3 separate regions of the Homo sapiens genome follow, and regions 1 and 3 are each linked to region 2. Evidence: chromatin loops called from intact Hi-C (ENCODE). Cell type or tissue: prostate gland. All regions are shown on one strand. Links, peaks and the distances in the headings refer to the core of each region. The heading gives the core; the rest is flanking DNA.

Region 1 (10,604 bases), core at 1,027-9,026, 180 kb before region 2:
AAATCACTGCTGCTTCAGAGCAAGTTGATTCTACCTACAAGAGTGCTCTTTGTGAGCAACTTTACTGGACAATTAGCTAGATGAGCAATATATATAAAACAGATGGAGCAGCCACTGGGTGGCAGCAGAAATGTAATAAATACCCTGTACCAATGTACTATCTTATTGTTTAATCCTATCATTTATCATGTAGCATGCTAAAAGACTATTATTTTCAATAAAATATCATATGATAGATAATATTCATCTAATTAATCTCTGTAATATAAACTAGCATATTCAACTATGAGAAAAATAAACATTTAAAACAAACTTAACTACCTAATATTCTATGAATATAATTTTTAATATTACCTAGAATGGCTTTGTGAATTTGCATAGTTGCTTTCCCCATACTTAAAAGTTGCTATTACTTTTAATAGCCATAGAAACCTGCTAACAGAAGTCACACATATTGAGAGAAGAAATGAAGAATTTAGAAAAGACAAATAAATTTACTCACAATCTTCACACCTAGAATTAAACATTAATAGTCACTTGCGATTATATATATTCTCTTTTTTGATGTAGAGTTGTTTTTTCAGCAATACCAATTGGCTGGGTGCCATGGCTCATGCCTGCAATCCCACACTTTTGGGAGGCTGAGGTGGGAGGATCACCTGGGGTCAGGAATTCGAGACCAGCCTGGCCAACATGTGAAACCCTGTCTCTACTAAAAATACAAAAATTAGCCAGGCATGGTGGTGGGCACCTGTAATCCCAGCTACTCGGGTGGCTGAAGCATGAGAATTGCTTGAACCCGGGAGGTGGAGGTTGCAGTGAGCCAGGATCTCACCACTGCACTCTATCCTGGGTGACAGAGCGAGAGTCCATCTCAAAAAAGAGAATAAATAAATAAAGAGGTCATTTTTACATAACATTTTTAAGTGTTCACTCATTTTTCACTCAACATAGTACAAGTTACATGTCATTGGTTATTTTTCTCAATATTCTATATGGTGATTGCATAATATTCCCACATGGCTAGACCAATTTATATAATCAGTTCTCTTTTGTTAAATATTTGCCAATTTTTCTAATATTTACTTTTACAGATAACTGTTGTTAGTTTTGAAGGCTAGGTAGCCAATGATTTTCAGCCTTCCAATGTTAAGTAGTATATAAATAGTTTATATAGAGAAAGATTCTGGTACAATGAATTTGTTGCTTTCTGATTAGAACTTTCTGATTAGAATCACTTAAGAGTCATCCTACATCAAAACCTCAAGGGTGAGGGCCAGAATTCTGCATCTATTTCAATGCACTTTAAAGTTTCAGAACCACTGGCAATCTGAATAAAATTATATAGGCAGATGACCTCAACAATAACATTAATAGAAAATGCACAAACTTGGAAGAACATTTAGCTTTCATTTGTCTCAATTTCTTCCTTTATTAAGTGGAAATGATGATATATCCTAACATTAGGGTAATATTAAGGGAACAATGGTGTTTATCAAGAGTTCATTTCCAACTTCAAAATGCAGGCTTTGAAGACTCTGTTAGGAAGAGTATGACTCTTTGAATACTAGAGATCACATATTGTGATCATAACATACAACAAACATTATGCTAAGCAGTATATATGTATTCTACCCCTCACAACAATCTTGCCAGGTTACCATAATTCCATCTTATAGGTAAGCTTGGATGGTCAGTTGGGTTAAGTAACCCAGGTTACATTGTTTGTAAATGTCAAAATCTGAATTCAAACAAGACTTTCTGGTCCTATGGTGTGTGTTCTTTCAACTCTAGTATTCTGTCAGGCAATATGCAGAAAGGTAGAGGTATAGCCAGCCAGACGAAGTTTCTTCCTGGTTCAGTATAGAGTTATTGTATGCTTACTAGTTTCTTTCTTCTCCATGGTACTTAAATATGGCAAGGGAGTATTCAGAGCAGATGCTTTTATAGACTTTATTGAAAGGCAAACCTTGAATTTATGTTTTTTGGATTTTTTAAGACTTTGCATTTTACAGGCTCTAATTGTCAAGTACAGGTCAAGTGGTGTATACAGTGTTCAGAAGTTTTGAAAAAAATATAACGAAATACTCCACTAAACAAAAACATATCTCTACTGACAGTTTTCTTAAAATTTACAGCTAGCCAGGTGCAGTGGCTCATGCCTATAATCACAGCTACTCTGGAAGCTGAGGTGAGAGGATCAATTGAGCCCTGGAGTTTGAGGTTACAGTGAGCCATGATACACTACTGCATTCCAGCCTGAGTGACAGAGTGGGGACCTGCCTCTAAAGAAAAGAAAAAAGTACAGCTACTCACAACAAAGAAGACTGGAGCAGTCCACGCACGCTGACATTTACCTAAAACTCATGGTTTATAAAGGGCAGGACCTTTGGAGAAAGTGGATTCCTTCAGTTGACTTAGTATCTTTGACTCTTACTTTATCTGAAAATGAGAAAACCAACTTCTTAGTTCTCAGAGGTGGCTTTAGATCTAGCAAAGCCTGAGATAAAATGATTAATACATAAGGCCCTTTATTATCTTGCTTGGTGAATAAATAATCCAACTTTTCCTTAGAAGTCTAATGACATGGGCAAAGGAAAAATAAATAATTTAAATCATTTACTGAAAAAGTTATACTTTTTGTCAAGTTAGGTCTTCGAAAATAGCTGATCTCATCACTCATGCAAGAACCTTGATAAACAGACAGCCTTACAAGTTCATTATCTTACCTTCTATAGGAGCCTCCTCTTCTTAGTAGGAGATTCTGAGAGTAATTTTATTTTAATTACCTACCATAGTACACTGGGATCCAGAGCCTTACATTTGTTTCTGCCTCTGCATGGGAAGTCTCTCCACTTGTTGTCCACTTGACATGGTCCCACACCTTCACACTTTCTTCCATTCTCTACGCAAATATTCTTTCCCTCTCAATTATCTTGGGCTGCACAACAGAATACCATGGACTGGTGGCTTCAACAATAGAAATTTATTTTCTCACAGTTCTGGATGCTGGAAGTCCAAAATCAAAGTGCCAGCAGGGTTGGTTTCTGGAGAGGTCTCTCTTTCTGGCTTGCAGATGGCAGCCTTCTTTCTGTGTCCTCACATGGTCTTTCCTCCATGCTCACATGGACAGAGAGATATCTGGTGTCTCACTCTTCTTATAAGGACACCAATTTTCTTGGATTACAGCCCCACCATTATGACCTTATTTAAGTTTAATTACCTCATTATAGGTCTTATATCCACATACAGTTACATTGGGTATAGAGGTTCAGCTTATGAATTTGGTAGGGGGGCCACATTTCAGTTCATAGCACCTTTTCAGCCAGGCCTTCTCTGGGAACCCTTTATACATTACAACCTCCATACTTTGATTTTTTTTTATGTACTTACAATGCTTTGTTTTCCTTTATAGCACTTATCACTTTCAAATATACTATACATGTTTTGTATTTCTCTCTTTGTTACCTGTCTCCATCCACTGGAATAAAAGCTCAAGAATGATGACAATTTGTTCACTGTGGTACCCACAGTATCTCTGTCATGCCCTAGCAAAGAGGAATCTATGATACAAACATTTCTTGTGTGTATTAATGAACTATCCCTATGTTACGCACGATGGAAGCTACTACAGATACCAAAGTAGAAGAGATACTACAACTTCTCTTCAGTAACTTTTAGTCCAGAGATAGATAAGGCTCACCATAAATGAATTGTAGCTCCCTGTAACCATAAGATATAACTCAGGGAATGACCAAAAAGGAATATAGGGATCTGTATCGTGCACAGTCCAGAAAGACATTTGCTTTCCACACAGAAACTAACTTCATCAGATTTGCATAAATCTATTTGCTAAACTATGAGTCAGGAAATCATATTTTTCCATTATTAAAGTTAACATTCATTTTTTGTAATATTTATATGAGCCAACTATGAAACATAAAAACAGGTCAAATCCGTGTGTGGAAGGATGTTTTAAAATCCACCTTCACAGTCACAAACAGAAATGTCCCATGACCATATTTTAATAAACAACCATGTGTTAGAATAACTGATTACAGAGCCCAGTTTTTCCTTTCTGAGAAATTACTTTGATAGTCTTTTTCTTAAAAAAAAAAAAAAAAAAAAAAAAAGAAGGAAATTACTTTTAGGTCTTGACCAAAGGGTGTTCCAAGTGAAGAGGTCCCAAATCTTAGTAAGCGGGCAAAGGTGGTTTTATTTTTTTCAGCATTGCTTCATTAATCTGAATGTAAAACTATAGAAAAAATAGTCTCTAATTTAGCTAGAAAATAACACTCATTTGCTTGCTAAGGTCTAGCAACAAAAGAATGTTAATGCACATTACTACCTATTACTACAACAGTGAACACAAAATGAAATGAGCAGATGCTGATTTACCTTCTCTGGTGAATCATGCATGGCACGAAACTGCAGTCCTGAAGCAAGCTAGACCATCTGTGCTGTTTTCTCCAGATGAGCCAAATTTGATGACAAACCATTCTCCATATATAGGAGTTTTTCTTTCTTTCTCTCCATTTTATATTAGAAAGTATAGTTTCCCCAATAGAAGATGCAGAAAACTATTTTGCATCTTCTACTATATTGCTAAATATTTTGACTCTGAGCCTGGATAAAGCAGTCTGGAAATTAAATATAACTTCAAAAGAGACATCTTTTCAGAACTTGCATTCCTCAATTATTCTCTCCATCCATATGCAAGCTGTTCTGGAAAATAGGATGGCCCAGAAAGGTACATTTGAATGGCATTTCTGATAAATTTCTTCCACCTTATGATAATGTTTTATGGTTCAAATTTTCTTGAAAAATCAAGTCATGAGAAAAACCATGTATTCCCTGTAATTCAGGGCCTAGCATAGAGATGGTGATGAAAAAAATTTTTGCTTTTGAACGTTGGATGAATTTTGGCACTGAAAGTGCCTTCATCTTTAGAATCCCTTGACAAGTATTAAAGGTCAAGGAGTGAGGTCTTTTTATATTCAGTGAGATGACATGTTTTACTTAAGTAGAAAGGGAAGTTAAAATATCTCTTTTTGAAAATAGGAAAATGCAATTTCTCACTAAATCTAAACTTAAAATTTCTTAGTTTCACAATATCTTCAAATAAATACTTATCAAGATACTTAAAACATTAGGTTGCCAGATGGCTTTAAGATAAATATTTGCAAGCAAGAGGTGATAAAAGATGGGTTTGGCCTGTGGGCAAGATGATGAGTCAGACACGGAGCAGGAATGTGAATCACCCAACGTCATGCTCTCACAGCTGGGGCAGGATGACAATGCAGCGTGGACCACTTGGTGCTACAGACGAGGCTTCTCTATGGAGTGACAGTCATCGCTTATGTCCTCAGTCACCAGTGTGGAATTAAGAGAGTGGTAGGATTCACTTAAACAGGCGAGCATTTCTTGGAAAAATACTGATACAGGTGAAGCTAATCTCTGGCACTATATATATCTTGGTGTTATCAGCTGGATGACTCTTGTATGCTTTTTCATTTTCTGCAATGATCAAAATATTTTCCTTCTGTGATCACCAGCAGAGTGGGGAGCTTTTATTTCTCAAAAGTACTGCATGACACATTTATAAGTTCCCTGACTTCAATCCAAACTTGCAGCTTGCATGTGTAACTCTTTGTTTTCTTATTTGAAACCTATTAATATGAATAGTCAGAAGCAATTTCTTCTCTTTTAAAAAAATTAATTGCTCACATTGCAATTTATATCAAGATACTCCATTTTTTGGCATTGGTTTCGGTAACAGTCTCTGTAACACTAGTTAACTTTTACATACAGGAATATGTTTTATATTTTTTAAAAAGTATTAAAGAGTCAATGACCACCAAGGACATCAGGCACCGTAAATATTGTTTCAATATGTTAACTTTTAAAACGTCAATTATTAACATTACCAACATCTGAACAAATTCCTAGATTCATGAAAGAAGGCTTTGGGGACAGAGCTCTGAACTATGTAAAAGATCTGTGAGACAAAGTAGTAAATATAGAAAGCCATGTTTGCTCACTTCTGCCTGCCAGCATAATTTCACAAAGCCCCTGACTCTGTGACAAGATGCAGTTCTCTGGAAGAATGCTTTGAGGACAAAACTGGATAGAGCACACGGTTCCCACATCTCTTGAATGAAGTCACCATATTCCTTAAAGGATAAATGACCCTAGACCTTGCCTTTTCCTATAATAAGATAATGTCTGACAGGGTCAGTGATTATGCCTCTACTGTCTATAACCAGATGTACTCTTGCACCCAAAATTTGATATGATTTTGCACGTACTGAACCTTCACTGCCTGTATATAAGCAATGAGCCAAAACAGTTTTGGAATAGTCTGATGGAACCTCTCTGAAAGATCTCTCCAGGGCTATAGTCCTCAGTCTACAGTCCCCAGTAAGACTTCTGAATAAAACTAACTTTAATTCTTTACAAGCTTGATTTTTTTTTCTCTAGTGGACGGTCATAAAACTCAAAAAGATCATTATCAGAAAAAAAGAGTCTCATTATTGATGAACCCTGTTCCAGGAAAGTAACTGGTATACTGATGGGGAAGAACTTGCTCTCCTGCCCCGTGGTACTGCCCTTAAACCATGGCAGATGAGGGGAAACATGTGCCCTTCTAGAGGTCTCATTCTCAGCCACTGGCAACCCTAGTTTCACCCACTTGGTTGCTTCCTTCCTTATTGAACCTTGCACGTCTTGGTTATATTTTTGTCACATTATTTTATTGTTTTTCCCACTAACCTATATTTTTTTCAAGGTCTGAGACCCTCTGATTTTTCTTGGAATCCCCAGGAGTTAGCAAAATCTGTGCAGCAGCCATTGCATCTTCTAGCAGGTAAGAGGATGGGCTTTTGTTTCTGATAAATCTTTATACCCCAAATCTTAGCTGAGTGTTCTTAACTTTAAGCTCTCTAAGCCTCAGATTCCTTATTTATTACATAGATATAATAATGGTGCTTCCTTTATAGTTTTTTTTTAAGAATAAATGTGATAATACCTGTAAAATGCTTTGCGGCACTTGTTACACTGCATTTCACTAATATTATCAATTATTTTAAAATTATTTGTTAATACCTTCAATGTTATCAACTATTACTTTTTAATCTTTTTTAATACCCATTTTAAAATAATGTTAACTGTTATTTTAAATAATTTAATAAATTATTTTTAATGTTATCAATTATTTCTAAATGAGTATTTTTTAATAAAGCCTTTTTGGAACAGCTCTGGAAAATCGCTGTAGTATACACTTAAAACTCTTCAAAGTTTATCGATATGAAGGGAACTTGTAAAATCTCCATATTCAGATCGTGACGTCTTCTTTAGATTTATTTTTTAAGGTAATAATATTACTGAAAGTCACAATTATAAAACTGGAATTGTAAGGACTGGTAGCTTTGATTATTCCCAGTTGTTGCCAAGCAAATCTTTTTGGACAGGAAAGTTTCTACCAAAGACCTTTCCAGTATCAACATATGAAGAAGAAGAAAGAAACTGGCTGTTACCGATCTCACAGTCTTTCTGATGGACAAAAGGTGAGGACGTTCAGTGAGTATTTATCGAGGAGAGGTAACAGATTATCCATAGAGTCCTACTCTGAATATAGTTTTTAAAAGCTTTAAAATTTGTTGAGGTTTTCTAAGCTACCAGCTAATTTTTCATTGCTTTTACTTTTCTTCCTGGAGATGTAAAGATTTTATCAAAAATATGCACTGAAAGAAAAAACGAAATCTACACTGAGCTTACAGGTTAAGGGAAGAAGGGGTATAAAATGTGTTAGTGGCTTCCACTTAGAAGCCATTATAGAACACTGTCCCTACTCCTACGCCAACCCTTTCAAATCCTCAATTTAAGACAAACTGATTTGCAAATGATGTTTATATTACAGTAGGAAATGTTTCATTTCTATATAAATGGACACACATAAATGTTGTCACCTATTGGAGGAGAGAAAAACCCAGGAAAAGCTCACATTTTCTACAGTTACTGAGGTCAGTCACACTTTGCTATATCTAGGCGACGCTGTAACATCCCAGAATTGTACATTGAAATCAATCAAAGAAAACAGAACCATAGTTCTGCACTCCTTTGAGGTCCCTCTGTGTTCCTTCTTCATTGAAGAATGAAGATTCTGGGCACAGTGTTTTCCTGAAATAAAATCACAATATGAAACTACAGATACAGGTTGAATCAAAAGTGAAATCTATTTTCCATTTACGAACTTTTGACAAATAAAGACTTTGTGATGACCCTATAGAAAATGAGATGGAATGTGTATAACTTCAAGTGTCCGAGACCTTGTTTTAAAGTAGCTGGTGCCCCCACTCTCGGGCCAAGTTGTTACTTATGAGGAGTGTCCATTTGCACAGCATGGTGAGTATAGTAAATAAGGACCTGTACACTTCAAAACTGCTCAGTACATTTCAAATATTCTCACCACAAAAACAAGTATTTGAGATGAATACGTTCACTAGCTTGATTTAACTACTCCATATTGTATTCATAAATTGTAACATCACTTTTTACCCCATAAATATGTACAACTATAATTTGTGAATTACAATGAATAAAAATTTTTAAATGAGACTTTAGCTGGTAATTTTAGCTTAAAAAAGAAAGTACCTCCGAAACAGACTTTCCCATAAATGCAATGAAGGTACTACGTAAAAATCCAAACTACCGATAAAAGCAGACTCAGGGGGCTCCTTCATTCACAGAACTGACATTCAGCCATTCTTCACTGATTTGTTTTTATAGGGCCACTTCTTTTGTGTAGCATGTGTTTAGATTGGTTGGTTGACCCTTACAAGATTGCTAAATATTTTTAATACATGCTTTACTTATATTCAGGTAGCACAATGGGATATTTACTATAGTTGCAGAACTTAAAACTGGTTAAATAAAATGGTCAAAACTTCAACCTTTGTTTTGTTAACTCAGGTGATTTTCCTCTAAGTAGTGAGTCTATGGTAGTTACATTGGCAACTTGGTTAAAAGTTTCTATAGGGATGAGTACTGGGTTCATCACTCAATTTAGACTTCTAAATTAGTTGTGACATTTGATTATTTCAACTTTTCATTTTTGCAGATCACTGTGAAGCACTGTGTGTGATCTTCACTTGAAATATTCAGTCTAGGCGATCTACAGTTAAAGAAAGACTTCAAATAATTTTATGGGATGTGAAACACTTTCTAGGATTTCTGTTCAATTCTCTTCTCTAGCAAGAAGCCCAAAACTGTTCTATCAACTACACTGCTAGCTGGGTTCCTTGTAAATAACATAATTATGTTTGATTACAATGAAGTATTTATGTGAATAAATACTGGATAAATCACTTGTTCTTTGATAAGTGCTATGATGGATACAAATAAATACTTTAGATCCTAACATAAATTATAATTCAAATTAGGCTACATTATTGTATTAAAAATAATGGCACATTTATACAAGAATTGTGTCATTGTACTTTTATGAAAATAAAAACACACAAGCATTCAGATAAGTTTCACTAAGCGACAGCTTAGAGAATGCTGAGCTGTTCAGTTTTATCCTAATAGGTTTTGGACTAGATAATGCCTGTGGGGTAATGCAATGAGAAAAAATTTTTAAAACAAACTGCAATTCTAAATAAAATTAAGAAAGCATTTTGTAAATATGTTAGTAGAAAAAACAGTGGAACAAAAAAGCATCATCATTGTCGTGAAAATAATGTAATTAATGTAGAAATATCCATCCTCTACTGGCTTACCTGAATAAATTTGACTTTTAATATTATTAAATTTGGTTTTTGTAGGAGGAAAAAGTATTTTCTTTTTTCCTACAAAAGTAAATATCCTCTTTCGCCATCTGGTGGCTAAACACAACATCTTCTGTGTAGATGAAAAACAGGAGATTTAACAGCCAACTGTGTTTAATGCTTTGATCCATCTTACTGAAAAGATATGCGTATTTCTTTAACCTATGTAAATATAACTGAAGCAATTTTGTTTTAATGGCTCACAGCATTTCATTCAAGTAACTCTAGTTACAATATTTCATGTAGGATTTTAAAAAATTAACCAAAGCAATTCTTCTAAGGGATCATTTTCTGAATTATTCATTTTGAAAGTTAAAAATACATGTGATAGTAACAATTTGTTTACCTGAATGCTTTTTGGTATAAAAAATTAAGATCTTAATGAAAACAGAAAGTCCAAATATAGTCTTAAATGATAAGAGTAACAGCTACAATTTCTGAAGTTTCAGTTTTAGCTTTTCCTGTTTTAACCATAGTTATAACCATATGTTGACAAGTCACCATTACCAAAAAGAAGCGTGGGTAATTTAAGAGTATATGGTTTAAGTTGTCCCTATAAATTTTAAATAGAATTTCCAATTATTAGTACATTTAACATATATAAATTACTTCATTTCATTAAAAAATTAAAAATGACAATTATTTCATGTTTAATTTCTTTATTTTCTCCAGAATATCTTAATATTGAAACCCAAGTTGTTACTTTGAGAAAGGGAAAGACAGAGAAACATGAAGAGACAAACATTTCATTTCATTTAACTTATGGTATTGTGAGCA
Region 2 (10,455 bases), core at 1-8,000:
TAGCTGCATCTGTATCTAAAACAAAATCCCTAAAGTTGCCACTCCAGAGTTTACAAATTTGGAGACCATATACTTTTTCTCACAAAGAAAGAAAATAGAAATTCTGTTGTGAACTGGAAAGTCTTAGTTACACTAGAAAGATTCTTCTTCCACATATATTTTTCTTTAAGTGAAGGCAAAGCCACATTTATACATAAGCTTTTGGTCATGGTTCAAAATATCTATTTTGCATTTCCTCTCCCCTGATGTCCTATCTTTCAAGAAAATCACACACACACACACACACACACACACACTCACTCCAGCAAGAAAGATATATATAACATATTCTGCATGAATTGGAAGATCATTCTTAACGTTAATTTGAGTACTCTCTCTTTAGTTCATTTATTGCAAAAACCACATATTGAGTTATATATTTTCTATCCATCCTGAATCTTTACTTTTAAAATCAGGCACCTCATTTAATATTTGATGAAGAAAAGGCTAAAGTCCCTAACAACAACAGCAAAATCATCAGAAGCATTGTGTAATATGAAATGATAGTATCTATATCACAGAAATGCTTAAAAACTTTTTTTAATTGAGAGTTAAGAAATACTATCAATTATAAAAGTAAAAATATTTTATCATGCAAGTTTAGAAGAGAATTCAAGTCCATATGTATTCACGTAATCATAAAGAAAATATGAAAATTAACCAAATATTAATTTGGTTAATGGTGACCAGTTATCACCGTTAACCAAATGGATCAATTTCTCCTTTCTTCACAAAATAAGAATTAGATAAGTCACTTATACAAATCATAAATTTCTGAAAATTATATTTCCAGTACGATTCCTTGCAATTTTATTCAGTATTTGATTTTAACTGGCACATTTTGAATACATACACATTTATACAACTACCAGGGGAAAAATAACTTAAACCAAATTGAAAAATTACCATAACTACTAGTTCAATATGTCTGGTTAAAATAGAGACATCTGGTCTATCGTTCTTTTGTGTTGATGACTCCTAGTGTGTCTTTTCCCATCAACGAACTTTTCGAGAGGAAAATCCAACTTTTAACAAAAACCTGTGACTTAGAAATCTCTTTCAAATTATATCAATACAGATATATCATTATTAGATCAAATAAAACACAGTACCTTCAAGAATAGTAACATATACTGATTGAATACAAATGGCTAGCTTTAAATTCCATCAGAGTAATGTTATTTATTAAATAATTCTCTGCAGGCAGATATGGCTAATTCATGACTTATTATTTTTAAATATTTATAAATCAACTCATTGTTCACTTGCTTAAAATATACACTAAAGCTCTCTAATAGTACTTGATTGCCACTCCACGGAACCTGAATAATGCATTTTCAGAAGCCTTGCACATCCCCACACAATTCTGAATTAATGGCCGAGCAAACAATAAGTAATGTACTATGCTCCAGCAAAAACTCATTGACAACATCAATCTGGCATCTACTTAACACTTACTGCTTACTTCTCACATATTCCCCACAACTTAAGTTTCCTCTTCCAGATGCAGTTCATTAAAGAATCACTATCACCTGCCCATTCATCCACAGAGTGAGAGATTTAGCGATTAACGCAATCACAGATAAGTGGAGAAATAACATACAACACTACAAAATTAAGAGATTAAGTAAAGGGACCTGGGCACTCCAGCTACCAATAACTAGATTGCAATTAAAAAGGACTTTGTCACTTCTTCGCTGGGCAATAGGGCCAATTATCTAAAACCCTTTGCTAGAATCCAGATACATACCAGAGCAAGGCCCTTCAACCAAACTCAGATAATTACTTTTGACAAATGTTCTCCTTGAGCATAATGTAGTTACTCAAATGCTTTTCAAAATGACTACAGTTACAGTAAAACAATCTTTACAAAGTCAACCCAATAACACGTCCTGCTCCCCCCTCCCAAAACCCCCGCTGCATGCAGTCTGCTTTCTTTTGGCCAATTTATAACAGATAGTAAGCTGGCGAATAAATGTTTAATTTATGCAGCCAAAACCCTGAAAGGCTTAGCTTCAAATGTAATGCCTGGCATTCCCGAGACACACTGTACAGAAATATCCTTTTGAAAAATCCTTTTACAGCTGTCCTTTAAAAGAAGATAGGAAGAAAAAAGAAAGAAAGAAAAGAAAAACCCACACATATACATGCATCAAACCAAAGACGCCGACGCCCCTCTGCCAACCGGCATTTCTATAGAGACATTCTTTCGATGATTAAAACGTAAGCTCCGAAAGGTTAAAGAAAAGGAAAAGCAGCCAAGTAACACCGCCCAGGAAGCCAGCAGTAAAATACACCTAGCTGTACACTCTTAATAACCTCCCACTACAAATGACACTGACCCAACTTCACCAAACACACACACACCCGAAACACACTCACAAATTGCACACACGTGCACAGAATGTACACACAAACATCGAGCAGAGCACAATACCTACAAACACAAACGAACTGGAGCCACACAAAACATGCACGTATCAGTGTGCACACATAATGCACACGACATGGCACACAGACACGCAACCACCTAGCCCACATGCACACGCCCCACAAGTCCGTGTCGGACACACACCATGCATGCACGTGTAAAATGTTTGAACTCACAAACGCCGAACATACACACAGACTGTGCACAGAGTTATTGATGAAATTCCGGGGGGTGGAGGGGCCGGGAGGGAGTGGTAATTGCCACACAAAGGTCTCCGGAGCGGCAGAGAGGGAAGTCGAGCTGCGCCGAGCGCTCGGAAATTCACCCGTGGAGAAGGCACAGCAGAGCCCCGAGAGCGAAGTACGGGGAGAAGTGTCCCGGGCGGTCCCGGACGCGGGGCTCCCGGAGATAATCGCTGCGCCCCTCCGCGCGCGCACGCACACACACAGGGGCCCCCGGGCGAGCCCACTCCCGCAGAATAACAAAGAGCAGGAGCCCGGCGAGCGGGCGGCGGCTCGGGCTGGAAGTGGCCGTCTCCGCCGCCGCGGACCGGCGCGGGGCGAGCGGCGGGGCCGGCGGGAGGCGCGGGCGGCGTGTGGGGGGCGGTACGTACCAGGCGGGCAGCCTCGGCCCAGGTGCGGTCCTTCTTCTTCCTCTTGTCTTTCATGTTTGCATCTCATTGATGGTTCTGATGATGACGTGGGGGATTCCACGGGGTGCTCGGGGTTCGGGCGCGGAGACAATGACCCAGTGACCCGGTGACCCGCACTCGCTCCGCGGGGGGAGGCGCGCGGGCGGTGGCGGCGGCGGCGGCGGCGGCGGCGGCGGCGGCGGCGGCGGGTGGGAGGGATGGAGCGAGGGGGTGGGGTGGAGTGGGTGGGGGCGCGCGACGGCGGCGGCGGCGGCGCGCGGCGGGCGGGCCGGGGGCGGGGGCGGCGGCAGCAGCGGGGCCCGGGCCAGGGGCGGGGGCGGCGCCGGCCGGGCTCGCTCGTGCGGGGCTCGCGCTGCGCCACCGCCGCGGCCGCTGCGGTGACAGCTCCGGGGATGCTCCGCTCGGCCCCGCTCACAACAATACACTCTGACGTCACGGGGAATGGCGACGCGGCCGCACACTCACCGCGCTCACACTCGCCGCGCTCACACTCGCCCTCTCGCGCGCGCACACCCGTGCACACTCGCCGCGCGCCCCCTACTCCAGCCACGCCCTGAAACCCTCGCGAGACCCCTCTCCCTCCAACTCAGCCCCCAAATTCCTGGGGCGCTGCCCACTCCGTGCAGGCCGTTCCACCCGCTTCCCGCTGTCCCGCTCAGGCCGAAAGCCGCGGACACGGTGGCCTTTGGAACTTGTGTAGGAGTCCGCCCCGCACCTCGACGCCTCTGTCCTGTGCGCTCACGCGTGCACACTCACTCACACACACACCGCACTACTCTCCTCTGTTGGACTGCCTTAACCCTGTCTCTGCTTGGCTGGGGGAACTCCCAGAGCCTTGTTGAAAGGGTACAGAGCCAGTGTCTTCGGATACAGAACTAATAATGTACGTGCAACTTAACACAATGTTGAACCACCTACAGCATCTCAAACAATGCAGGACCAAAGAGCCGTCACCGTGGATCCACGCGATGCCATACCGTAGGGCTAATTATATTTAAACAGCGTGTAGTCAACATTCTGTAGAGTAAAACATGATGCACATGGAAAAAACTGAAAAGCTAACGCTTGTGTATTTTTTAAATTATAATTTTCAGGTCTGGGATACATGAAGTGTTGGATTGTTATCCTTATTAGCGAACTACCAAAAAATATGTTAAGACTTAAAAGTTTATGGTAATCTTTCCAACTTCATACATCTCTAGTGAATTGTTTGGGTCAGTAGAGTTATTTAAGCAAAGAAAAAAATGACGCTGTGACCCACACAGTAATTATGTGTATTTGTCTTGAGTATCTGAAAACAAAAAGGTCACTTCTACTGGATTATTTTTCTGAAGTTATTTCCTGAATAGGATATTAATGGTATATAAATAGTACTTTGTGTTTTTTCATACACATTATATCGTTTGATCCCCAAAACAGCTCAGTTAAACATATATTTCCCCTCTACTGTACAAATGAGGAAATGAAACTCAAAAACATGACAATGTATCCAAGATATCTTGCTAAATCATTTTTAATAATTCAAGTCTTTTGACCCTAATCTCATGTTGTTTATTCAATTCTATACTGCCTGTTTAAAAATAGTCTTGTCTAAAAAATGAACACTTACATCTAATGAAGAGATTTATGTCTCAGAATGAGAACAATTATAGTAAGGTGATTCCTTTGAGAGCACTGTCAAATGATTGGAGTAATAAAAATGTTTGATTACCAAAAATTAAACAGAGACAGTTCATAATCATAAAGAGCTGCATATGATAATTCTTTTAGAATATTTGTTTTATTAATTCATTAGACTGAGAAAAGACTATGCATCAGTTTTAGAAAATATCAAAAGATTATCTGCACTTTTTCTTTTTTTAAAATGGATTTAGAGAACACGCTGAAGTTATCCCTAGGGGAAAATTTTATCCATGCAATTTGCATAATTCTATCCAGGTGTATTATATTTTTACTTTACATTTCAAATATATTAAATTTGAATCACGTTCACATCTGCTTTTATTTTCCAGAATTCTCTTTATGGCTAAAGTAATTGATATATTTTCAAAGTATTTTCATTCTAGTGTTTTTTCTTCTACTCAGAAATACCTATTTTAAGCAATCAGACATAACATATAATTTGTTATTTTCTGTGAAATAGTGCTTAATAAGGAGTTTTGGAGCCAGCTAAAGGAAAACATACATATTCAGTTATTTCACAGGAAGGCCAATTTCTGGTTATTAAGAGAAAATATATTGTCCTACTTAAGCAGATGTAAATTGATGTTTTAAAAAAAAAGCTATTGTTTATGCATTCATTCTCTGACAGAGAGCTAAGTATAAATAACCAATCTTATGAACTCACTCTTAGATTCTACCTCACCTTTTGGGTACTTGAATATAAATAGTCCATAGCAGGTAAGTCTGGTTAAAGACTTGGTGAATAGTCTATGTCAAATTAACATATTTTACAGAGCACCATTTCCAAGAGACCATTGTTAGACTTCTTTCTTCTACATTTACTTTGTGTCAGGGGGCAGGAAATAGATTAATCAATTACAGATGTTTTATAATTTGGTAAATTATATGAATAGCTTTTCAACATAAAGTGAAATACATTATAAGAAATGTACAAGTAAATTTCTGTGAAAATTAATGGGAGAAATAACTCTGCTGGGGAGATTAAATAAAGCTTTAGTAAAGAGAAGTTTTCAGGTGGGATTTGAGGAATGGGTAGGATTTGAATATTCACACTTGTAGGAATGGAGAAAAGCTTTTTCAAACACAAATGCAATAAAGGTCAGTCAGGACAATTGAAAACTAGGAAAATATTAAATTAGATAGATGACAACTACCAAGCACTGCTTACATTCAATTAAATTCATATCAGATCACATATATTTCAAGAACTCTTTTTTTAAATGAGTAGAGAGGAATAACTCAGAGAACAGGCTCCAGTTAGAATTGCCTATAAATCCTCCCTTTTCTGAATCCCCATCCCAATTATACAGTAATGGAGATCCCTCCAGAGTTCAATTGGCATGTAACAGCAGCTTCTCTGCATTCCACTGCTTTCTTCATTTCCATTCCTACTAATAGTTCTGAATTCAACAACTTAAACATTTGTGCATATCTCCTCTCAAGAATTCCAGCAGATTTTTTTCATTTCCTGTAATGTTTATTGCAACATGCTTAACAATCAATAGAAATAGGTATATAATCCAAAGAGGAAGAAATATTAATTTACATATGACAAAATAGAGGTGTTGGAAAATGGTTTACCGTACAAAATGGAGGTTTACTGGAAAATGGGCTAAGTTAATGTGAGGCTCCAAAAGCAAGAGAAGAGACACCTAAGGATTTGAGGACAGAAGTTGTTTGTTCATATCTGTGGTCCCTCAGGAGATACAAGCTTTTGCCATGGATCCTGGTCAAAGAGTTCACCAAATATGGGAAACTTTAGGTGTTTCAGGCAGGGATAGGGGGCTGGGATTCCTTCGGATTCAGACTCCTTGTGTACATGGCTACCATCCACGTGCCTGTTGAATGTTGTGTGAGGAAGTCTGGATTAAATAAAAACATCTTCCATTCCTCTCCAACAAAATCCCACCAGCGGGCACAACACAGAACAGGAGGTGGAGTGGGGAAGGAGTAATAAAAGATGAGGGGAGAGAATGGAAGCCAGGGTTGCAGGGGAGATGGAAGAGGTCTTTGTTGGTCTGATGGCCATGCCCCATGGGTTTTATTTTTGAAGTAAGTTTGTTTACTATGCATAAGCTTAGAATCTCTGAATTTTCAAATAATAACATTTAATAATTTTAGTTTTTCTAAACATCTTTTGTTAATGATCATTTAGAATCTGACTGGTCTGGAAAATCCATGAAGGTGAGCCCCTTATCTCCTTTGTCCACTGCTCAATTCACTAAATTTCAAGCAGTAAGCAAATTCCCTGTCATACTCTAAGGTGCAATAAATATTTACTGAATAAAAAATAAACCATTGGAAATAAAGGAAAATGATCCCTTTTGTTTTTAATACAATAAACGTCCAACAAATCAAGTTATAGTTTTATCATTTTACTCTTAGTATCATTTTTTCCTGTCCTATTTATAGTCCACTGAACAATTTAGGAGATATAAAGTAAAGTAAAATAAAGCCAAGTGTCACTATTATTCATTATGTGTAGTCAAGTATTACTGAGTGATGCTCCTAAGGGCAAATGAATTTTGACCTTGTCTTTTTATTTTTTTATTTTTATTTTTTTTTGAGACGGAGGCTCACTCTGTTGCCCTGGTTGGAGGCAGTGGCGCGATCTCGGCTCATTGCAAGCTCCGGGTCCGGGTTCACGCCATTCTCTCGTCTCAGCCTCCCAAGTAGCTGGGACTACAGGTCCCCGCCACCATGCCCGGCTAATTTTTTGTATTTTTAGTAGAGACAGGGTTTCACTCTGTTAGCCAGGATGGTCTCGATCTCCTGACCTCGTGATCTGCCTGCCTCGGCCTCCCAAAGTGCTGGGATTACAGGCGTGAGCCACCGTGCCCGGCCTGACCTTGTCTCTTTTATTCTACTCCTACATATCCTTAACTTTTTGAGTCCCTCATTATATCTATTTAAAGTCAGTTTTCCCATGAATATAAACAAATTAGCTTCACTTCAGGACATATAGAAGTCTTAAAAATATTATCCGAAAGTAAGATTATCTAAACTTGGGACGATTCTTCCACTACGACATGAGTAGGATAACTGTGATCATTTTGTTTTTACTTGCAATCTATAACAGTTTAATACTTTAAGATTTCAGCATATTTTAATTATGAAGATATGTGTAGCTATAAAGACAATTAAATTTTCATTTTCTTCAAAAATTTTCTTTAGGTGATTTTATTTATATTGTCAAAGCATATCATTAAAAAGATAAATTAGAGCTACTTTGAGACTCATTTTTAAATCTCTGGCCAATTTGTATTGTTTGTATATTTCAGTGCACTAGTTGAAACATAAAATTTTTCATCATATATCGAGACCCTTAGCAGCTAAAGTGTTCTTGAATCTGAGGAAAAATAGAATAAAGTAGCTAAAAATATTTCCATAGTTTTCTTTTTCACTTTCTTAAGTTGCTCTCTTTTCTGCTTTATCTTTCTCCTTTCTTTGTGCAATAACAAACTCTCCTTCTGAGTAGAGCCCTTCATTCAAGAATTTACCTTTTTCCCCTTTAAACCCTTAATTAGCCATAGAGAACACAGTCTGATTTATGGCCTAGCGTTTAACAGGACTCACACTTAATCCATTACACAAAGAGGGATACACATATTCCCTAACAGCACCACTCATTAGTTTATACAAGATGAAAAAAAAAAAACACTTAGCAAATGTAAATAAAGCGTTGCGTGATACTATCTTCTTATGCATATATAATGTGATCAGAATTTCAACATTGCAGTCTAACAGCTTTTTGCTTATTTTCAAAACTACAAATTAGATTTCTCTAGGTAAACTCTAATTCAATCCCACATTTAGTGGATAAGAAGGAAAATTACATGCTGCTAAATTTATCTTTATGTAGAAAGAATTTCTTAGTTCACAAAGAAGACTAGAATTCTGATTATAGTTACTGTCTCAGACATAATGGAATCCTGGTCATTTACTGATATGATGTTTCCCTCTGTTTTCATGTTTACCAAAAGAGTAAATTTTGTGATGGAGACCCCAAAAAAAGAACTTCAGAGGGATCATTAACAAGTAATTTATTCCAGTAATTTTGTACCTAACTGCTATTATAAGTTGTACAGTAAAACATATGAAGTATACCCCTTAGATAGTAACCTGATATTGGAATGTCCTCTCCTTTCTATGCATAGCACCAAAAGCTCAAAGGAAGATATAAAGCTATTCTGCAAGTTTTAAAAGGATGGATTGAAGTGATGGGGAGATAGGGCTCCTTTTGTAACTGAAGAATTCTTATTGCTTTCCCATTGAGTTTTATTGCAGGGGACACGGCTGATCATTTTAGCCAACACACTTCCAGTAACCATGGGGTGACATGATTGATTAGTTAAATAGCAGAAATAACTGGAAGATCTCTTAGGAGCCCATTGTGGCCAAGGAAATGTCATCCAATTGTCCATTGGCTTATGTGGGGAAAGAAAGAAAGGCAGGGGGGAGCACAGGAATTGCCAACCCCACTGAGGCCCACCTATTAATGAGTAAAGCAGTAGGACTATATTTAAGAAAAAAGAGAACAATGACTCTGCAGTGGCAGAAATCTGTTCAGCATTTTCATAGCCCCAGTGAGGCTGGGGGTGAGAACAGAGGTAAGCCTGTTTATCTTCTGTGTGGGAATAGAGAGATCCAGAAAAAGAGATTCTTGCTCACCCACTCTCCGTGACTTTCTACCACTCTATCACATTTAGGCAAGGTATCCCCAAGGAAAAGGATCAAAGATAGTTATGACATTTAGATGTCAAAATAATGAATCATGCATTTTAAGAATATCTGGATTGAGTTGCTGGTAGGAATTTTAATCAATGCGCATTTTTTAGCAGAAAATTCTTTTCTCTGGAGACCCTCCCTTTTTTAGGCCAAGAGGCGATTAACTCCATAGTAGATTGTCTAGATCACTTTTCTACCTAACCTATAATCATTTAGTTAATTTCTATTTTATAAAACTAATCTCCCCTTTCTGTTTGTGGGCTTATTGCTAAGTTCTCTATGTAGTCAAGGAGTGTTTCACTTTAATAAAATTTCTAAAGTTTGGAAAATTTTCTATTGTTTTTTACTGGAGGCATAATTAACATAAAATAAAAGGCATAGGTCTCAAATATTTGGTCTGATGACTTTTAATAATTGTATATTCCCTAGTAACTATCATCCAAAACAAGATACAGAGCATTTTCATCACCCCAAAATATTTCCTTATGCCATTTCCAGTCACTCCTCATGCCTTCAGAAACAACCACTCTCAGACTTCAATCACCATAGATAAGTTTGGCCTGTTAATAGTAATTTCCCCTATTGGTAGCTCCATCTATTTATTTTTGTAATGGTGTCAGGTGTATTTGATGAAGTCATATATATATATATATATATTTTTTTTTTCTTTTATGGTTAGGGTTTTTGAGTGTTACCCGAGAAATCTTTGCCTACTCCAAATTTAAGAAGCCATTCTCCTTTCTTTTATTCTAGAAGCTTTATGGTCTAGGTTTTACATTCACATCTATGATCTAACTATAATTAATTTTTGTGTATAGAATGAGACAGGGATCTAATGTTTTTCATATGGCTATCCAGATGTTTCTATACAGTTTATCATTATTACTCTTACTAATTGAATTGACTTGGCACTGTGATCAAA
Region 3 (10,604 bases), core at 1,467-9,466, 650 kb before region 2:
ACTCTCCTGGTATTTCAAATTTAACTTCTCTGAAATTAAATTCTTTCTTCCTGCCTCTCCACCCCAACTTGCTTCTGCTCCTCCCTCAGCCTCCAACTCCCAATCTGTTCCTCCCCCAAACATTTCTCTGTAAGTCAATGGCTTCACTAGCCTCACTACTAAAGCCAGAAACCATGTAGTCGTCTTTGATTCAATCGTTTCTCTCATCTGATACATGCAGTCCATCAGTGTATTAGTTCACTAGGGCTGCTATAACAAACTACCATAGGCTGGGTGGCTTATAAACAACAGGAATTTATTTCTCACAGGTCTGGAGGCTGGAAAGTCCAAGATTAAGATGCTGGCAGATGTGATGTCTAGTGAGACTCCTCTTCATAGATGGCCATCTTTTCAGCGTCCTCACATGGAGGAAGTGGCAGAGGAGCTCTGTGAGGCCTCTTTCATGAAGGCACCAATTCCATTCATGACCAGCTCTCCTTTCATTACCTAATCAGCTCCCAAAGGTGCCACTTCCTAATACCATCACCTTGGGGGTTAGGATTTCAACATATGGATTGTGGGGTGGGGGCAGGGGGGTGGAGGAGATACACATTCAGGAAGCTCTATTCTTTCTTTAAACTGTATCTTCAACCCATCACTTCTCTCCCTCTACCTCCTCTGTTAATACTCTAATCTATCGCCGTAATAGTTCATCTAAGCTACTACTTCAACTATCACCATTTTTTCTAGCTGGTCTTCCTGCTTTCATGCTTGTCCCTTTCCAATCCTTTCTCCTCAAAGTGGCCAGTGACACTAATAAAAATGCATATCATATCATATAATTCTCCTGCCTGAGATATCTTACTGGTTTTCCACTGGACCAATAAAATATAAGCACTTATCAATAAAATGTAAGCAATGCCCTACAAGATCTGGCTGCAGAAGTCTACTCAGATCTCACGTTCTACCTTTCTCTTTCAAGCTCCAGTTGCCTTGGCCTTCTTTCTATTCCTCAAACATGCCAAGAGTTCTTTTACGTTAGGACCTTTGCGCTTTGCCTATAGTTCACCTTCCTGGCTTCACATAATTGACTCCTTTGAATCTTCAGGTCTCATGATAAATGTTACCTACTCAGAAAGATCTTCCCTAAGCTCATCAAGTCTCTCTACCTTGTCACTGTTTTCTCTTATGCTGCTATTTTTCCCCCTCCCAGCACTTACATAAAGCTCTAATTATTTATTTCTTGCTTTGTTGTCTGCTGTCCTTAGAAGAATTTATGTTCCATGAGATGGGAACCATGCATATACATCTGTCTTGCTGAGGACGTTAACCCTAGAACCTGTGAGAGTAACTGAAGCTTGGTTAATATTTGTTTAATAAAAACCACAATTATTTGAAGGAATGAAAGCTTGTTTATTCTTTGAACATGGATTTTCTGATTACAGATTCTATGTTGTTTGTACTCTAACATTTTGCTGATGAACACATAGTGTTGTGTAAATATTTGTGATTGATAATAAAGTGCAAGATTTTCTGGATTTTTAAAATGTCATTTACAAACTGACCATGAAGTTGGAAGAAATTTTACTTCTATAACAAAAATCATATTGATGATAGCCCACGTTTTGGATTATTTTAAATTAAAATATAAGTTTCACATACCTTTTTGCCTTCCTCTTCCTCTCTTTTCTTCCTCTGCCTGCCAGGCAGACAGGACCCCTGGGCCCAGATTGGGGATTGGCATTCAGAAGGGGTGAAGAAAAACATTTCGGAGAGATATGCTTTGTAGCCAGGCAATTCTGAGGAAAGTGTCCTGGGAACATACCAGGTTAAATCCCAGGCAGCCTGTTCACATGAACCATATAGCTGAGGAAGCAGCTCAGGATGACCCTGAGATGGGGCTGGTCAGACCTGACTCTAGAGAAGTTCAAAGAAGGAAAATTAGTCCAGAGTAAGTTGCTGAAGCAGATTTTAGATTTTTGTTAGGTGCCTACCTTCCTAGGTGGACAAGATATGGTTGAAGGTGTTGGCTCAGCCAGCACAACTAATAATGGGTGCAAGTACAGAGCATATTACACTTTGGGTTCCACTGAAAACAAGAGAATCTGCAGGGCTCTGAGACTTAGGACCCTTGAAATCTTTGAACCCTGTATTCCTTTCCTCCAATGCAAACAGTCTTTCAGTAGTTAATCATTTACCTTTTCTTCTTAAAAAGAATGTATTTCATATAATCTATTTCATTTTGTGGGGTTTTTGTGCTTGTATATCAAATCTAGTGAATACAAGTGGGGGTTGATGACATATTTATCTTCTGGGAGTTCTGTATGTCTAGGGTGTTCTAGTTGCTATGCATTAGGGTGTCAAGTATAGTTATAAATACAATGAACACATGTGTGTGTGGTAAAGCCCTGTCATTTCCTTAAGACGGGGGACCAACTTCAACCAAACACTACCCAGCAAAAGCCAACAAGAATGGACAAAGATTATGCCTACCTTCTTCCTTCCTTCCCTTACTCTTGTTCTCCTTCTTTCATTAATTTATTAACTCAATTTATTAAGCACTTACTGTGCACATTGTTCATTGCACAAAACAAGAAAAAAGACATAAACTTTCAAGGGTTTTCCAATTAAGATTTTATTTGACCAACAAAACATACTCATATGAAAATATAAATAAGGTAAAAGGAGCAGTGTAGTCATTATGATCTAAAACAATATTTTTCAAATTGTAGGTTGCCAGTCATTCTTTGCTGGGTCATAAAATAAATTTTTTTGGTTGGGACTATACTTTACCAAATAATAATAACAAAATCAACAGGAGAGAAAAAGGCAAATATCAGTGTATATTGCAGGTAATAAAATAGATGTTTTCATAAAATTTTTGCAGAACAAATGTATGTATGCACTACATGTCAATGTAAAGTGTATGGCTTACTACAAGACAGGGCTAAAAAATGTTTGAAAGACACAATACAGATGATTATAGAAGAAAGTTAATATTAAGTTGAATGATTAAGGAAGGTTTTTGGAGGCTGAAAGTACATAAATAAAGCTTAGAGGGGATGGGATGCCTTTTTAGATGAAAAGCTGCATAAAATAGTTCTATAATTGTGAACTATAACCATATGAGAAAGTGAATTCTATAGAACCAGCTTATTCTTGAATGACTACCCCAGGACCAATTATCTTTCCAGAAACTTCCAGGAAACACATGACCAATATCTAACTAAATTGAGCTCTGATGCCACAAAGGGAAACTTAACAGAGTTGCTCCTGTGAAGTATACCCCACTAGAAGGGTGGTTCAGGATATCTTCTGTCCAATTGCGTGTTTCAAATATTTATGTATTTAAGATATTAAGATTTTTTTAATGTGAAATATCTAAAGATTCACCTCAATAAATTGAAAGTGATATTTTTCCCCTGAGTCCCTTGTATTAGATTCACTTGTGACTTCATTGGACAGTGTCTTCTCTGAGCTCTATGGTCTAATACGTATTGAACAAAAATTCAAGGACTCAACAACTGATTTATTTTAGCATTTCTTTTTAATACAAAAGAAGGAAATAAAAGAATAAAAGCAGTCGGGGTGGCCTCTGGAGAAGGGGAGCTGTTGTTGCAGGAATCTTGCAAGTTAATGAGAATTCACCCGGGACTCAAGAGGGATGGAGAGAGGGGGAGAAAGGAGATGGGGGAATGGGGTGGGGGGATAAAAACTCTTCCTTTGCAGCTGGCCCTTTCCCTCATTTGTTGCTCCAATAAGCAGTAATTAGGTCCTGAGCTAATGGTGTCAGCTGATCTGCTGTTTTTAGGCTAGACCCAGAGGAATCTCCATGGAAACCCTGCTGGAGTCGTCCCCCCACCTGGATGCTGCGTGCTCCTTTCTGCCACCTGGCTGCCGCCGGGCCCGCTGCTACCTCCTTCTGCCTCTAACCTGCAGCCTGCAGCATGCGCACTGCCCCCGGGATCCCTAAATGGGACAATTCTGCCCGTGACGTCAGCGCCCAGCCGTCTCCACAGAAACTTTTGTCCCATTGGCCAATCAGAGAGCTTGGAAGGGGCCGGGGAGGGTGGGGGAAGGAGAGGGGAGTGGGAGGGGTGGGGGTGAGGGGAGAGGCGAGAGGTTTAGCGTGTGGAGCTGCCTGCGCTCCGCCCGGGCTGTCAGTCCCGGCTCCAGCCGCCGCGAGACCTTCCCGGAGACGCGCGCACACACAGCGCACCCCCTGCACACCGCACACCCTCGCTCCCTTGCTCACACACACGCACACACTCAGCCTGGCCGAGCAGGAGCCACTGACCATTTTGCAAGTGTCAGGACCAGCTACAGCGCGGTGGGCGCAAACATCCCGCTTTCCCTTTCCGGGATTTAGTCTGGGAGACGACGACGAGGGAAGAAGGTGGGCTCGGACGCAGCCCAGGCGCCGGGCACTGGTCGGGCCGTTTTCCTGGCAGAGCCGCTCCCCGGGACGGGCGCGGGCCTCGGGTGAGAGTAGAATAAAGAGGAGCGGCCGCAGCCGCCGCGCGAGGAGGATGGGAACTCCCCTATTTCCAGCTCTGGAAACAAATGGATGGAAGTCCTGAATGGAGCAACTGCTGACTTCATCTGCTTGGAAAAATAGTCCAGAGGAACTCATATTTGGCTACTCAGAGCAGTGGAGGGGGTGTCCATGACGTGGCAGGGGGAAAATAGACAACTGAAACCTCCCGTGTGAACTGCAAACTGTGACCAAGCAAGGGGAAAATGATCTTTCTGTATATATTTTAATTTCGTGCAAAGGTTTTCAAGCATCTGTATCCTAAACTTACTTCTATGTCTTGTTCAGCAGAAACCAGAGGAGTCCTGTCTGGGGGTCCCATCATTATTCGGGATACCCGCCGCCAGCGGCCTGCCTTCGGTTACCCACATCCCCCTGGAACGGATATCTGTTTGGGGCACTACAATCTATCCTGTAGAACTATGGCCAAATCTCCATCAATGCTTTGCTAATTTCTGGGACTTAACTCGTAGAATCTACATACAGGGCTGGAATTTATTCAAAATGCATCTGAAGAAATGACATTTTAAACCGTTTTAAAAAATATCTTGATAAAAAATTCTGTAAAACAGAATTTGATAGGTTTAAAAACATGACAGGTAAGAACTTTCTCTTTCTAGTCCCTTAACACCCGTCGTGGGGAAGGTCAAAGCAGGACCCAGGAGGAAGGAGAGATCCGGGACCCGTGTGCCCTTCGGGGCTCAAAGGCGCTGGGCGGGCGGCTGCTTTCGGGAGAGGCGCAGCCCTCACTCCTGGACCACGGGGCCAGTGGCTGGGGAAGCTTCTGGGGCGCGCGCGGGGAGGCGGCGCTGCGCTCCACCTGCCCAGCCCCGGACGCAGCCCGGGGGCGAGGCGTCTAGGGACCACCCCAATTCAATATTGGGATTTTTAATAAACCAAGGAATGGGATTTTAATTATTGAAAACCCAGCTCCTCTGGGCCAGAATGGTGTTGGGATGGTCCTGGTCACAAAATATTAAAGAGACCGACCGCTAAGGGAACAGGAAAAACGTCCGAGACAGCCGTTGCAATTACGAATGGACCAGACTTGGTAGCACGGGGCATTGATTGCTGGTGCCCAACCGGACCCTCCTCCCCTCTTCCCATCCCTTCCCCCACCCAAAGCAGGCTCCCGCTGCGGCCGGGACCTCGCATCCCTGCAACGTGGCCGGGGCTGCATTTTTCATGAGCCTAGGGTGAACAGGTGCGAAGTGCGCTGGGAGCATCCGGCCAGCGGCCGAGCGCGGGGAACATGGAGAGCGAGCGCGACATGTACCGCCAGTTCCAGGACTGGTGCCTCAGGACTTACGGGGACTCAGGCAAGACCAAGACGGTGACCCGTAAAAAATACGAACGGATCGTCCAGCTCCTCAATGGCTCCGAGTCGAGCTCCACGGACAACGCCAAATTTAAATTCTGGGTCAAATCGAAGGGCTTCCAGCTGGGCCAGCCGGACGAGGTCCGCGGGGGAGGCGGCGGCGCCAAGCAAGTGCTCTACGTGCCTGTCAAGACCACGGTGAGTGACTCGCCTTCCTCTGTTATTTGTCTGCCGGAGCAGCCCGGCGGGGAGGGAGGAAGGAGAGAGGCGGGAGAGAGGGGGAGCCGTGAGCCGCCGTTGGCTCGTGTGCCCCCTACCTTCCTCAACCCCCTCCCCAAGTCGTCCCCACTCGCATTAGCCAGGCGCGTTTTCCCCACTGTACAGTCTTTGTGGTCCTTTATTTTAAAGCGGCAGCGCACCTCCAGAGCTGGCCTCCCTCCCCGCCTCGGGTTCCCGGACCGGCTGCAGGAGCTTCCTTCCCCGGGTCGGGCGGCGGCGTCTGGCGTCCTCGGGCTGGGCCATTGTCCCATGTCCTTCTCTGGGCGCCTGGCGCGTGTCCCACCGCCGCCACCGCGCCTAAAGGCCAGGCTGGAAGCCCGGCCGCACGCTCTGAGAGCAGACGAGTCTGATCGATAGTCTACAGTGTCTCCTTATTGGCATAAAGCCCGAATGTAGCGCTAGCGGTGGATGTGGGGTTTTCCCCAGGACACTGTCAGGTTTTATCGTTAGATCGCTGCCCGGGAGGCACGGGGCAGCCCGAATGCCTCGATCACTCCCAGAGATCGTTGCCGCGACTGTTGAGATTGTAGATAAGGTCCTGGAGATTCCTCCTCCCCGCCCCCCCATTCCCTTCCTCACTTCCCTCTTCCACAAATAAAGCCGCAGCTAGAAGATGAACAACAAAGAAAGATGGGTTTAGGCGCTATCGAATGGTGTGTGTATTTGTTCCTTTTTCTGGGGTGGCTCTAGTCTCATGGCCACAAAGCTCTAGCCCAGGCGCCGCGAGGCACTGGCATTGAGAGCCCAATGCATCTCAGCCTCACGCTGCAGAAGCCAGTGGGGCTGGGGAGCCGCAGCAGCGTCGATTTTCTTCACAAGAAGATGGGAACTGTGGGCTACAAGTAGGATGGCAGATCTGATGCAGGAGACCTTTCTGCATCATGCCACGGTGGGTACTCGCCTGGAGTAGGGATGGGGGAGGCTATCTGGCATCCTTTGTATTTTTGCCTCGCTTTGGGGTTTCTTGAGCATTTCTTCCTTTCCCCCCTCCTGTACTGGCAACTGTTTCCCGGTGCAGTATTCCTGGAGGATGCTAGAAAGGAGACGCTTTGAAAGCTATTCTATCTCTAATGGAGGTATATTATATTGAATTGAAAATATGTGCATGAAAAGTTTTTTTTAAAGCATTATTTGGAAGGGTCTTTTAGGTTTGGAAATCAGTTTATGGTTTCCTGAGATTAATTAGAAATAGTTGTTTGAAGGATGTATATTTATTTTAGAATTTATATAGAAATTGGGAACCAAAAGTAAAAGTGAAATGGAAACACATATAAAAGTTCTGTGGTGGTTTTTTTTTTTTTTTTAACAATGTACTATTGTTGGGAGATTTCTAAGAGTTGGACCTATAAAGGTGTCTTCTCCTTTAGCATGTGGCACTACTAAAGACAATGGTGAGATTATTGTCTGGCTTTCCTAAATAATGAGGACTAGATTGGCATGATTTAGAACTGAGGTTTATTTACATCTGGATGAGCCAGAAATCTGATATACAGAATGAAGTGCTTTGATTAATTTGTATTGGGAATAATATCAAGAAATGATGTAGAAAAATAATTTATTGTTAGAATTCAAAACATAAACATGCATTTTCCTTTGGACAAAACTGAGCTAACTGAATGGATAAAATCATTTAAGATATCTTTACTTAAGGTATTATTTCATAATATCATGTATGTTTTAAAGAAACACTGTTAGTTGGGAAGTTTATTTTTCATTCCTTTTATGTTAAACTTAGGTCCCTCTAACTGTCAGATAGCTTCACGTGGATATTGGTACAATGAGTTTATACTCATATGGATTTGACTACACCCACTATATGTGTTAACATATGTGTCCTTTTAAAGGATTGACTATTTTAAATAACATAAATTCTGAACAATTTTAGAGATACTAAGATCATCATAAATGTCAGTTATTCAAACTAGCATTCACGCATTCATATACCACTATTTTCAGTCAAAAATTTATGCAGAATAGCTAAAGAATTACTGCTAAGACATCTAGTATAGAGTGACAACTTCAGGGATAATATTAAAGTAACACGTGTTTATTCAGTAAAGATTCCATATATTTATGGGAGAGAATATAATTCATCAGGTGATTGTTAGATAATGGTTCTCATGTAGTATTTAAGAGCTCTGCTTTTCATTCAAGCCTGTTTTGAAATATTGAAGAGGTTTTTAATTTATGAACTCGTCTATTGCTCTTTATAAAATTTTTATACTGCTCCCGACATAGAATTATAGGCTCCTCCTTCTCTGAGAGACAGCCAATCATCATTTCAATGAGTTAAAAAATAAAGGATCCCCTTTTATCATGTGTTTCCCTACATTTCAAATTATTCCTTCCTTAATGATACATTGATTTTTCTTTCCGATGGTAGGAGTACAGTCACCAAGAAGACAAAAATATATTTTCTCTTAATTCCAAGGCATATATTGATCAAAATAAAATACTGTATTTGAATGGTATTTTCGTGCAGACTAAGAATCATTCTTAGCTGCTTGAGGTTTGAGGGTTCACGGCTGGCTTTGCTGTCAGTAAGAGATGCTTTGCTCCTGATGTTGCAGTAATCCACTGCTGCTGATAATTAGACATCATTACTACTGCGAAAAGGGAAAGAGAAAAGGGGAGAGGACAGGCTGAGGCTAATTATCTACTTTAGTTTAATGAAAGAAAGAGAGACTGATGGCACCTGGGAGGTTATACTAGAACAGAGTAGACACACCACATAGACTTAATTGAAACAAGACTATCTTTAAGTCTCATAGTTAAAGAAGCTTGGTTCTACTCTTATTTTCCCAAAAGAAATATAGCTTTCCAACTACTCTTCCCCCTAAAGCCTAAACTTAACTGATGATAAAATCGAGCAAGTTACAACTGACTTAAAATAAAAATATTGACTACTGGAAAGGATAAATATGTCCTTTAATATTTGTCCTGGTCATGTCTAAACCTGAGGGGACATATCTGCCACTGATGTTTAGACTGCTTTTTGATGGAGTAGATACTGTTTGGTCACCAAGCAACAACATCCGGCAACTCAGCCATTTTAGGTCTGGTGTGGGACCTGTGCTTTTGCGAGCCCGCCTGCACTGCACACTCACGCGCACGCGCATATGCAGTTTGTTGAGCAACCCATCTGCTTTTTAGATAGTACCACTGTTATTTTTATACATTCTTTCATTAAAAGTGTCAGAAATTTAGAAGAATGAAATGATGAATGACTTAAAACAGTTCCGAAAACGATATAGCAAATGGTTGACATTGATTACATCCAACTTTTAAGCAGCGATAGTTTTAAATTCACTTAACTATGGTAACTCTGTTTTACACATTTGGTAGTTCCAGTGTAGTTTGTTTTTAGAAGCTTTTGATCCTGATTAACGTTTTCTGGCAACAATTAGTGGAAACATCACACTTGCAGTTTAAACTACCAGAACACATTATACCATTTGATATTGTGAATGGTAAACTTAGAAAAGGAGAAAATTTATTAAACGCTCTTTTTAAAAAGTCCTCTGCATTGTATAAAACATTAGGAATTTGGTAAGCTCATGTTTTTGTCTTTCAGTATCAAGCAAAGAAAGTAATGAATATGAATATTGAAACTGTATAATCAAAAGATGTAATACTTTTCTTAACCTATATTTGTAGGAACAGACACAAAGGTCTAAATTATGCCTTTCTTATATATATTTCTTTCTTATATTTATTCCAATACAGGTCTTAAATGAATTTCCATCCAGAAAGGAAAATGCATTATCTTTAGTTGTGCTATTTACAAATGATGATTTATTCAGTTCTGCAATCTGTAGCCTCAGATTTCATATTGTTCTTGCTGTGCATACTACTAATTGATTACTGTACAGTGATTATAATGAATATTCATGGACTGACTCATAAACAGTAACTGTTTTTGTTATTTTTCTGACTGTGGTTTTGGTCATAAATCCTTTATGCTACATCAGAGTGAAAGAAATAATACCCCATGAGGAGTCCTGTATACCTTTCCACCTGGCCTAACTTTATGCCTAAGGCACCTATATTAGGCCTTGATCTGGAATCTGCTACAGACCCAGTTATTTATCATGATACTTTGTATCTATGACACAAAGACAAATCATCATAGTGGTCACTGAGATGGAAGCACATTTTTGCTTCTATAGTGGACATTGCTGTTGATAGCCCATGCATTTTTCTTTTCATTAAAGTACTTTGGGAGATCCTGTAGCATAGGATTTGGGGGTCAAATAGATCCCGAGAATGAATATCAGCAATGTGGCTTATTAGCTGACTTAGTGATTCTTTGTGGAGTTGTGAAGAATAAATCATCTATGACAAGTCCCCAGCATAGGTCAGCTCGCAGGGAACAGTGGGGACCAGTAGTAAAGGCCATTCTGGCTTGAGTATTAAGGGGCAGGAGATTTCCTCTGAATATAAAGAGGAAATATGACCCTGTTCGTGTATGAAGACTATCCCACACTTATTTCT

The links. Peaks named below come from ENCODE experiments on the same cell type or tissue, not always from the same donor. Only the 100,000 strongest peaks of a DNase experiment are listed, where the experiment ranks them.
Region 1: it touches region 2 in a loop (4-fold over the local background); 10 of 110 quality-filtered maps call a loop at or near these places.
Region 3: a loop joins it to region 2, with 22 times the contacts of the local background. A loop is called at or near these places in 4 of 110 quality-filtered maps.

The regions. Positions count from the first base shown.
Region 1 is chr18:33,751,061-33,761,664 of GRCh38, reverse strand. ASXL3 (ASXL transcriptional regulator 3) reads right to left here. Exons shown (of 12, transcript NM_030632.3): 12 at 10,470-10,604. Among named protein-coding and RNA genes, the nearest start is that of ASXL3, 180 kb to the right of the region's middle. In prostate gland, for the core only: no CTCF peak of the experiment used is centred there; no DNase peak of the experiment used is centred there.
Region 2 is chr18:33,571,314-33,581,768 of GRCh38, reverse strand. It overlaps ASXL3 (ASXL transcriptional regulator 3), which reads right to left and starts at 3,550. Exons shown (of 12, transcript NM_030632.3): 1 at 3,084-3,550. The coding sequence starts at 3,137. RefSeq lists enhancers at 2,234-3,221, 3,222-4,210. In prostate gland, for the core only: no CTCF peak of the experiment used is centred there; DNase peaks (open chromatin) are centred at 2,578, 3,795 and 3,915; H3K4me3 peaks cover 3,061 bases; H3K27ac peaks cover 4,577 bases.
Region 3 is chr18:34,218,415-34,229,018 of GRCh38, reverse strand. It overlaps NOL4 (nucleolar protein 4), which reads left to right and starts at 4,106. Exons shown (of 11, transcript NM_003787.5): 1 at 4,106-6,029. The coding sequence starts at 5,766. RefSeq lists an enhancer at 6,371-6,872. In prostate gland, for the core only: no CTCF peak of the experiment used is centred there; a DNase peak (open chromatin) is centred at 3,948; H3K4me3 peaks cover 1,917 bases; H3K27me3 peaks cover 731 bases.